Regions from separate parts of the Homo sapiens genome. Here all the other regions are linked to region 1. A link is a contact called in ENCODE Hi-C or POLR2A ChIA-PET data. All regions are on one chromosome and are shown on one strand. The core of a region is the stretch at or near the end of the contact, and the rest is flanking DNA. Distances in the headings are between cores, read along the strand shown. Region 1 holds the start of SKA1 (spindle and kinetochore associated complex subunit 1). Region 2 holds the start of SMAD4 (SMAD family member 4). Region 3 holds the start of ELAC1 (elaC ribonuclease Z 1).

Region 1 (3,413 bases), core at 360-2,859:
CCTACCCAAATCTTATAAAACGACCCCACCCCTATCTCCCTTAGCTGACTGTCTTTTCGGACTCAGCCCGCCTGCACTCAGGTGAAATAAACAGCCTTGTTGCTCACACAAAGGCCAGTTTGGTGGTCTCTTCATACGGACATGAGTGAAAGTAACTGTCCAGATTACATTTTTTACAAAAGATTTTTTTCAGTCTCCTTCGCAGATGGGAGTGACCAGTGAGAAGCAGATGGAAGCCACTGGGTGTGGCTTCCAGCACAACGCTCTCAAAGTGCTGGTTCTGTTGGCAGTTAAGCCTATTACACATGCCTCTTGCTCGTTTCTGCTGCCTGGGAGAAAGACCTGAGGACAGGGGCTGGCAGCCTGAAGGTCCAAGTGCATAATAATAGCGCAGTGGAGCCAAGGGATGGACAGAACCTGGCGGTGCCACCACTCCAGCCTTGGGTGCTTTTCCCTCCTTTTCAACAGGGAGAATTAAACTTTTGTTTTTCTTATTTTAAATTTATATTTGCTCTTAAGTGGCAGGCCAGGTCTCACTAACAGCTGAACAGACAGGCCTCCGTAACCACTGTTTCAGCACTAGTTAAGTTAAATATTAAAAGCTGAAAGAGCCAGTGTCTTTATAGAAAGGCTGGTATGTAACAAAAGCCCACCAAGAGTTTTGCCCAGGCCTTTCCTGGTCCTTGAAGCATGAGAAAATAAAGAAGGAATTCTTAACAGGACCTGTTCAAGATTAAACAAGTTTTTATTGGGGGTCTGAAGAAACTCCCCCAGACCTCCACAAACAAGTTTATCGGGGGTCTGAAGGAACTGCCCAAACCTTCATGATTTAGCAGGAGACAAGATAAGGGTAATCACCTCTGGCACCTGCAGCCATCTAGATTAAGTAAATTTACTTAAATAAAGACCTTCCTTAGGACTGATCTTAGTTATAGATTAGAAACAGTTAATCATTTACGTCTTTACACACATGCACACTTACATGTAGACAGATAGTTTAGAAGGTATATAAGCTCTGGAAAACTTTGTAATTTTGAATCGATTTGGCGATATTTTCCAGGCCTTTTCCCTGTACCCGGTTACCGAAATAAACTCTTCTTTCCCAGTTCATCATGAGAATAAGCAGCCCAACCCCTGGTTTGGCCCGGGAACACTTACAGAGGCTGTCTAAGACCCAGAAGACAGGGTCACTGTTTCTTCCACACAAACTTAGCTGCTCTTTGGAATTTTCTGGGGTGTTTTTATAAATACTAAGGCTTGTGCCTCATTTCCCCAGTGTCTGATTTCACCGACTTGGGGTGTACTCTAGGCACTGAGACTTGTAATAGCTGCCCCTGGTGACTCTAAGGTGCAGCAAATGTCAAAGACCAGGACTTGGTGACGCCAGGTCCCTGGCTGGGCTGCGGTCAAGACTGCATGACCTGCTGAAATCTCCCCAGACTGGTTAGCGCGGAAAGAGCACCTCCGGGTTACCCTTTCGTCCGGAAGCCCCGCCTTCGCCGTCGCCCCGCCTTTCCCCGGCTCGGCCACCCCTCCTTCCCGCCCAGCTGTGGCCCCGGATGACGCAAACCGGGAACAGCGGCTGAGCCTGCGCTTCGGAAGCATGGATGTGCGCCTGCGCTGCGCTAGGGCGCGGCGGGCGGTTTGAATTTTGCTTACAGAGTCCCGTCTCACCATCCTGGGCTTCCAACGGAGACTGCGGTATCCGCAGCTGGAGACCCAGCGGCGAGTAGCCTTTTGCTCCCGGACGGACTTGAGGTTGGAGTCTGTGTGTTGGGGACCCTGCCTTTGGAAGCGCCCGAGGTAGCTGCTTGGCAGCTGGGGGCCGCGGACCGCGCCGGGCTTGGGGGAGGACGGGGCTGGAGGCTGGGTTGGATGCTTTAGACCCTCCCCTTCTCTCTCACCGGCGGAGTGGGTGGGAAACTGGTTCTTTCCCATTTCTCGGCCTCCTTACCGATCCCAAACTGTAAAGCCCCAACCCCTCACAGCACAGGAAAAATGATTACCTGGGCCCATTTCTTTGACAGTGTAACACATTTTTAAAAAATGTGTCCTTATTTTGCGTGTTTAAAGAAAATACCAATGTTGTCTTTATATACAAATAGTGCGTTTGTCCTCCTGAATCCTTAAGGAAAGGACCCAGGCTTATCCTCTTTCCCCTGGTTTGGGATCCATCGATGGCCTAAGGCTCTAAGACAAGTCAGTACGGTACCGTGGTTAGAAACTGAATGTTGTAGAAATGAAAGAAATTGCTCTTGAATTTTTGTGCTTAACCTTCAAAGACATGTGATTTACTTGACATTGACCATTCTTGGATTTCGAAAGTGAACAGAAATTTGTGTGGCTTTTCTTGTTACGAATATGTTTATGTTTTTTTCTTCAGAGGCTTAAAGGATGGCCTCGTCAGATCTGGAACAATTATGCTCTCATGTTAATGAAAAGATTGGCAATATTAAGAAAACCTTATCATTAAGAAACTGTGGTAAGTAAAACAGATTCCACTGACTTTGTATATACAAAATGCATTTTGATTATTCCACTCTGAATGATATCTTTGCTTGGTTAAGTGACTGCATCTTAGGTAATTTTAGATTTTTGCATAACGATTTTTTAAATAGTCCAATGTCATTTTGAATATTGTGGAGGATACTAAAAATGTAAGGTACATTGAACAATGAACTGAATATTCATTAGAATTATTTACTTATGTTTTTCTGAGACACATAGGCCAATGGTGAGATTTGAAGGTTATGTGGCATCCATGGTTCTACAGCTAAATAGAGATACAGTCATGCGTTCCTTAATGATGGAGATGTGTTCTGACAAAAGCGTTACATGATTTTGTCGTTGTGCAAACATCACATCATAGAATGTACGTAAATGTACACAAACCTAGATGGTATAGCCTACTACATATCTAGGCTATATAGCCTATTGCTCCTAGGCAACAAACCCGTATAGCATGTGACTGTACTGAATACCTTAGGCAAGTGTAACACAATGGTGAGTATTTGTGTATCTAAACATAGAAAAGATACAGTAAAAGATTAAAAATGGAACACCTGTATAGGCCACTTACCATTGATGGAGCTTGCAGAACTGGAAGTTGCTGTGGGTGAGACAGTGACTGTGAGGGCCTAGGACATCACTGTATACTACTGTAGGCTTTATAAGTACTATACACTTATGCTACACTAAATTTATAAAAAATGAAAAACTTTCTTCAATAATACATTAACCTTAGCTTACTATAACTTTTTTACTTAATAAACTTCTTAGTTTGGCTTAGCTTTTTTATTCTTTTCTAATAGCTTAAAACAAATACATTGTACAGGTGTACAAAAATATTTTTATATCTTTATGAGCTTTTTTTCTATTTTTTTTTAACTTTTTAAAATTTTTTTGTCAAAAAC
Region 2 (3,413 bases), core at 356-2,855, 660 kb after region 1:
GCCTCACTTTGTAGAGGACCCAGCTAAGCCATGCCTGGAATCCTGACTCAGAGAATCTGTAAGATCATAAATGTTTGTTGTTTTAGGCTTCTATATTTGTGGTGAGATTGTTATACAGCAATAGGTAACTAATACAGACGGAATAGAAGAAGTTTAGTTATAACAATGTCTCAATTTCTTAAAAACTTCTTCTGAGGTATATTACCTAAGATTCACATATTGATCTGTTACCAAATCATGTTTTGTAATCTATCAGCTGACAGATCTTCCTTCAGTTTTGTTGACAGAAAAGATTTGAAAACTATCTGACTTGAAAAATAATTTAATATCCATTCACTAAGGTCATTTACTTTCTCAGCATAGATACCGATTTTTGAATTGTCCCTTTTGGATTGCTGGGGAGGTTCTGCATTGATCCCATGCACCTTAGTAGTGGGTGAGAATTTTGACTTTCTTCTGTAAGGTGGGAGGACAGTTTTGAAAGGGGATGCTGTGTCCTCAGCTCCTTTCTCAAGCTGGGCAAGTTTAGAAAATAGAATATATAGCAATGGAAGATGTGGAAATGAATTCCCTTAAAACTGGTCTCCATAAACCCCAGGGGTAAGAGAACACCAGTTTGGAGCTTTAGGGGCTTTCTGGTCAAAGAGGGAATGGCCCAGGCGGTGATGTGGAGGATAGAATGAAGCACTGAGTATGAGTGGCGAAGGCGTACGGTGGGTGTAGAGATTTTCTGGGCGACGTGACCTAAGAAATGACTTTAGAACTGGCTAATCATTGGTTTTGGAGGGACTAAAAGTAGTTCCTGGTTGGTGAAAATAAATCATTAATGCGTTTTAAATGAAAAAGAAATGCATGCGTCTTGTAAAAAATGTGAAATAAAAGAGGCATAAAGTCAAAAGCAGAGCCTATGCCTTCCCCCACCAAACAAACAGGTAACCTAGTTAACAGGTGTGTCGTAGGATTCGAAGTTCGCCTCCAGCTCCGAGAGTGCGCCTACATCTCTTCCAACAAAATCCACTCACACTTGCAACGCCTGGCAAGGCTCTTCAATATGTGATTCCTTGACTGTCCTGTGCGTCTCTCGAGTGTAAACACCTCTGGGGCTCGTGATTCGGGGCTGCCAGAAAGAGAAGGAAGGTGCCGCCAGCGTCTGTTTCTTCCCGAAGTGAACTCCTACAACCTAGCCACCTTCTCCCCAGAGCTGTCGACTGGCTGTTGAAGGCCAATTTTTGTGCCTACGCAGGTCCTCAACACAGAACAAAACAAAAAAACAACAAAGGCCGGGCTAATAGCTATTTATAAACACTTACTGGACGCCCACTCTACGCCGAGCTCTCCCGCGCTCCTTGGATACTTTTTTGCAACGAGATGCCAATTTCCCCGGCGACCACTCCCTCAAACAGGCCTTCGCCTCCGCCCGCGCTGAGGCCCAGGCCCAGGTCCAGATTCAGAGCCGCCCGCCGGCTGGCGCTGCCCTGTAGGCGCCTGCGCAGAGCGACCCTCCCCGTCACTCGGAGCGGGAGGCGGGGGCAGCCGGGAGAAAGGAAAGCTGCGGGGGAAAAGGGCCAAACCCTGAAATTACCCGGATGTGGTCCCCGCGCGCGCATGCTCAGTGGCTTCTCGACAAGTTGGCAGCAACAACACGGCCCTGGTCGTCGTCGCCGCTGCGGTAACGGAGCGGTTTGGGTGGCGGAGCCTGCGTTCGCGCCTTCCCGCTCTCCTCGGGAGGCCCTTCCTGCTCTCCCCTAGGCTCCGCGGCCGCCCAGGGGGTGGGAGCGGGTGAGGGGAGCCAGGCGCCCAGCGAGAGAGGCCCCCCGCCGCAGGGCGGCCCGGGAGCTCGAGGCGGTCCGGCCCGCGCGGGCAGCGGCGCGGCGCTGAGGAGGGGCGGCCTGGCCGGGACGCCTCGGGGCGGGGGCCGAGGAGCTCTCCGGGCCGCCGGGGAAAGCTACGGGCCCGGTGCGTCCGCGGACCAGCAGCGCGGGAGAGCGGACTCCCCTCGCCACCGCCCGAGCCCAGGTAACCGCGCCATGTCCCCTCCCCTTCCCCCGGCCGGGCCCGCGCACCCCGCCTGTGGCTTCCCCGCCCCGGGGCGGGCTCCCGACGACGGCGGCGGCGGCGGCGGCGGCTGGGAGCGCGCGGAATCCTCTGGGAGGGCGACCGCGGCGGCCTGACGAGCCGGGCCGGGCGGGCCGGCTGAATGCCGGGCGGCGGTGCCTCGCGTCCCTCGGGCCCCCAGCTCCGCTTGCAGCTCGTGGGAGAATCAAGTTAAACTCGGACGGGACTCCTGCCGCGGCCGCCGCTCCTCTTTGTTGTTCTCAGTAGTTTCACGGTCGCCCCGGCTGAGCGCGTTGGGTCGGCTGGAATGTGTTGCCTTAGGGTCTAAGTGAAAGTTGTAAATTGTTTGTCTAAATTTATTTTCTCCAGCCAATTTCTGTTTTGTCTTTGTCCCCTACTTTCTCTTCCTAGTCTTGTCATGCCAGTTTACGCTTCTGGCTTTGATATGTTTACTTTTTGAGTACTGAGAGTGACAGCGGTATGCAGGACACATTCTTAGCACCTAACTGAACCCCTCCTTGCCCCCAATAAAACATGCTTCCTAATAAAAGACACAGCTGATCTTACTGTTAGCACTGCATGTACTGACAGTGAAATTGGTGTAGGGTGGAGGGCGGTGGCTCCATCACTTGTCCCAAACTGCTGTTAGGATTTCTCAAACTAGATTTTCAAAGACACAAGTGTGTTTAGTTAACCTGAAAGGTTTATTTGCTGGTGCAGAGGCTTTAAAAAGCCCTGTTGAAGATTGATAGCTGTTTCCCTTCAAAAACCTAAGTACGTTTGTTTTTATTTAAAAAAACACATTTATTTCCCAATTAGTTTCTTAATGCATTTAGTTTTTGCACCGTAGTTTAAGGTGGAATTGCCAGTTATTTAGGAATAATAAACACAACAGGATAATAGCGGAATTACCCTGAATTGACTTTCTGCAAACATATAATCTTAGCTAATTTTTGTTAGTAACCTTTGACTTTTGCCAGAATTAGCATCCTTCTAGTCTTAGTAGCAGCTTGGTTACTCGGGTGTTTTAAGAAGTAGGTTCACTCCTTTTTGCTGGCAAAAACCATTTAGTATCAAAAAAAAAAAAATGCGTAATTTCGTAATTAGATTTAGAACAAGGCATTTGAATAATTTTTATGGTGGATTTCATAAATTACTTTTGCCATACCCTGCAGAGACTAGATAATATATATTTCAGTTGAAATCTAGGAAGTTCTAAAATGTAACTTTTTTTTAATGCTAAGGACTTACTCTCTCTATATTGGAAAGTTCTGATATGATTAGTACATAATATTCCAAACTGTAAAATGATTAACATTTAAAAATACGGTTTTTAAAATTAGTGTTTCTTCCATAAT
Region 3 (3,413 bases), core at 444-2,943, 590 kb after region 1:
AAGTGTCATCATCCTACAAGATTCAGCTCAAATCCTACCTCTTCCTCACTCATCTCTTAGCTAGTGATCTCCCTTTTTCCATATCCTTTTAAGTGGATTGTTTCCTGACTGAGTGTAGGCTCCTTAAAACCAGGGACCGGCAGGGCACGGTGGCTCGCGCCTGTAATCCCAGCACTTTGGGACACTGAGGCGGGTGGATCGCTTGACCTCAGGAGTTTCACACCAGCCTGGGCAACACAGTGAAACCCCATCTTTACAAAAAAAAAAAAAAAAAAATAGCTGGGTGTGGTGGCTTGCCTGTAGTGCCAGCTACTTGGGAGGTTGTAGTCCTGTAGTCCCAGCTACTGATACTTGGGAGGCCGAGGTGGGAGGATTGGTTGAGTCCAGGAGGAAGAGGTTGCAGTGAGCTGAGATCGCGCCACTGCGCTCCAACCTGGGTGATAGAGTGAGACCCTGTCACAAACAAACAAACAAACAAAAACCCAAAACCAGGGACCATGACAAATTTTTAAAATCTCTCAGCCCCAAAAATAATACTATCCACAAAGTCAGAGCTCCATTAATACTGGAATAAAGGTTAAAAGAGCCCAATAAGTAGAAGTAGATGAGTTAATGATTTTTAAACAAGTGGCAGTCTCTCTGTCCTGGTAGTTTCAAGAAACACCACTCCGATTCCTATTTTGAAGCTGCTGGATTTTTTTTTTTTTTTTTTTTTTTTTTTTTAACAGAGTCTCGCTCTGTCGCCCAGGCTGGAATGCAGTGGTGCGATCTTGGCTCACCGCAACCTGCACCTCCTGGGTTCAAGCGATTCTCATGCCTCAGCCTCCCGAGTAGCTGGGACTACAGGCGTGTGCCACCATGACCGGCTAATTTTTTTTTTTTTTTGTATTTTTAGTAGAGACGAGGTTTGCCATGTTGGCCAGGTTGGTCTCGAACTCCTGAGCTCAGGCAATCCGCTCGTCTTGGCCTCCCAAAGTGATGGGATTACAGGTGTGAGCCACGGCGCCCGGCCAGCTGCTGGATATTTTGACCACCTCAAGTACGCTGAGCACGAAATCAGTGCATCTGGCAGTACACAGGAGCTTGAAATACTTTTTTTAAAAGTTGTTATTCAAACTGAAGGAGTTTTTCCCTGTGGTCTGTAATCGCCACGTGCCCGTTCTGTATACAGCCAGCCTGGGTTTTTCAATCCCACGTCCGCTACCTAAGAGAACACCAAGGCTTGGAGTGAGTATGGCACAATCAGCTTCAGATGTTAAGCAAATATTCCAACCTAGAGTAGGAAAATGGAATATGGACGGGGCTTTATGAAGGTGCATGGTCAGGCAAAGGATCTTAGTGGATGAAAGACAGTAAAGATTCATCCCAACCAAAGACCAAAAATGACACATATGTATGAGCAAAACATCAGGAAGAACACTCTTATGTGGAAAATATTACACGGAAAACAAAAGAAGAGTAACTTTTTCCCTTTTGGTTTATCCCGCTCTGGTCCTCAGGGCGATAGCTACCACCTGACACACAGCGACCTGGGAAAGAGGGAAACTCAATCACTGCCCTCGCGGCCCGGGGGGAGCCCGGAAGCGCGCCCAGAGCCAGGTCCCGCGCGGGCGCCACCGAGCGCGGACCTCCCTCGCATCCTAGAGCGGCCGCGCGGGACCCGGCCGGCGGCGCACTTCCGCCCGGGCGCATTGTAGCCCCGCGGACAGCTGGGCCAGGGTGCGGGCCTGCGCCTCCCTCGGCTCCTGGCGCGGGCCTCGGGGAGAGGGTGAGTGCGGTAGGGCATACCAGAGGGGGGCGGGCGCGCTTCCTCGGGACTCGCCGGCTCGATCAGGCACGGCCCGGCGCTGGGGACCTAAGCCTGGGGAGCGCCCGGGAGCGAGGACGCGCCTCGTTCACCGCCCCGGGCCGGAGTCTCGGCGGGCCGGAGCCTCGGCCGCCCGGCGCCGCCGCCCACCCAGCCTTTTTCGAGGCCAACACGGTCTCGTGGGGGAGCCTGGGCTCTCTGGAGGCCGGAAATCTGGCCTCTGGCCCTGCCTGTGCCTTGGCCTCTTACTCTCTGCCGCCCGGCCTCGGTTCTTTCAGCTCTAAGATGGAGGACAGCGATATCTGCCCTAGGCACACCACAGGGTGATTGCAGGGTTGACACTGCCTGCCTGAAAACGAAGGAGCGCCGGTTCTCAACCCGGCAACCAGTAGAATCGCTTGGGAAGCCTCCAAATGCTGATGCCCCATCATCACCGGGGAATTGTGATCTGCGGCCAGGACCGAGATCCACGGGCCCAGAGTGAAATGACAGTACTGTGATCACGACTGGAATATGCACTTCGCCGAACGTGGATCACAGTCTTGAGAAAGCAAGCAGCTGGGTTTTTGTTTTGTTTTTTTTCCAAGAAGACAGGGACCTAATCTGGTTTGCTCGCATTTAATTCCTAGTGCCTAGAATGGTGCATGTCCCAAAACATGCACCATTGATTAAATAATTTCTGATTACTTCCCGACCTATTTGGAGGGTTTTCATTATATTTGTTTTAAAATTATTATGGAAACCTTCAAGTCATATATGAAAATTGAATAGTAACTGAACTCCCAATTCATGATCAATTCTGTTTCATCTGTTACCCTCTCCCCCACTGTAGTATTTTGAAGCAAATCTGAAATGTACCATTCCATCTGTTACCTTGTTCATGTTTATAAAACACAATAACACCTTTTTAAAACATAAAGCCATTATCAGTGTACTTAGCACTTCATTTTACCCTCTACTATCCAGTCAGCATTTACATTTTCCTAGTTGTCTCTTTCCTCTTACCCAGTTTGTCCAAATCAGTATCCAAACAATCTACACACGTTATATTTGGTTGATGTCTCTTAGATCTCTCTTAATCTTTTTCTCTTGCTCTTTATTTTGTTCCCTGTATTTTACTTGAACAAGTCATTTGTACGGTTCACGTTTTCTACAACCAGGATTTTGCTTTTTCCATCTCTGGTATCCTTTAATAAGCAGGTATTTAGACCTGCAGACTTGTTCAGGTCAGGTTCGATTTTTTGGCAAGAGAACTTAATGGGGGATTACTGTGTTTTTCACATTGTATCATACCAGGAGTTAGATAGCATCTTGCCTCTCTTTGTGGACCTTTTATGTACAAGTAGCACCGTAGGGTAACAATTGACCAGGGAATGCCAGCAAATACATGCAAAAGAAATGAGAGAATATCACCTTTTGGCAACCCCTAATGAAATAATGGATCCTGGCAATGATCACTAGCGGCTGTTAACGTCAGAAAGAGAGACAGCTAGACAATGCGTGCTGCCTAATGGGGTACTCCCATCAGACAGCACACCGTTTGTCTTATCAAGTATTCTTGGAGTAATGGGGGTGGTGTGTATAGATGAAACATGATTGCCTATGA

What was found. Hi-C counts contacts between places; a loop is a spot of excess contacts on that map. ChIA-PET counts read pairs that join two places held with the same protein, here RNA polymerase II (POLR2A). Pooled maps may share reads with other maps.
Region 2: a map of ascending aorta shows a loop between it and region 1 (12-fold over the local background). The contact joins the promoter of SMAD4 here to the promoter of SKA1 in region 1. A Hi-C loop is called at or near these places in 3 of 168 maps with a recorded cell type or tissue (ascending aorta and naive thymus-derived CD4-positive, alpha-beta T cell) and 17 of 50 pooled maps. POLR2A ChIA-PET finds 5 or more read pairs at or near these places in 1 of 52 experiments (HepG2).
Region 3: a map of dorsolateral prefrontal cortex shows a loop between it and region 1 (9-fold over the local background). The contact joins the promoter of ELAC1 here to the promoter of SKA1 in region 1. A Hi-C loop is called at or near these places in 2 of 168 maps with a recorded cell type or tissue (dorsolateral prefrontal cortex and naive thymus-derived CD4-positive, alpha-beta T cell) and 13 of 50 pooled maps.

Annotation. Positions count from the first base shown.
Region 1 is chr18:50,373,437-50,376,849 of GRCh38, forward strand. It overlaps SKA1 (spindle and kinetochore associated complex subunit 1), which reads left to right and starts at 1,610. Exons shown (of 7, transcript NM_145060.4): 1 at 1,610-1,758; 2 at 2,384-2,482. The coding sequence starts at 2,395. LOC105372114 (a long non-coding RNA gene) reads right to left here and starts at 1,442. Exons shown (of 3, transcript XR_935466.3): 1 at 1,159-1,442. RefSeq lists a silencer at 103-397.
Region 2 is chr18:51,028,608-51,032,020 of GRCh38, forward strand. SMAD4 (SMAD family member 4) reads left to right here and starts at 1,606. Exons shown (of 12, transcript NM_005359.6): 1 at 1,606-2,016. LOC107985152 (a long non-coding RNA gene) reads right to left here and starts at 1,487. Exons shown (of 4, transcript XR_007066370.1): 1 at 1,311-1,487. RefSeq lists enhancers at 1,191-1,360, 1,217-1,835 and a silencer at 1,641-2,220.
Region 3 is chr18:50,966,347-50,969,759 of GRCh38, forward strand. It overlaps ELAC1 (elaC ribonuclease Z 1), which reads left to right and starts at 1,694. Exons shown (of 4, transcript NM_018696.3): 1 at 1,694-1,768. RefSeq lists an enhancer at 1,322-1,381 and a silencer at 1,532-2,021.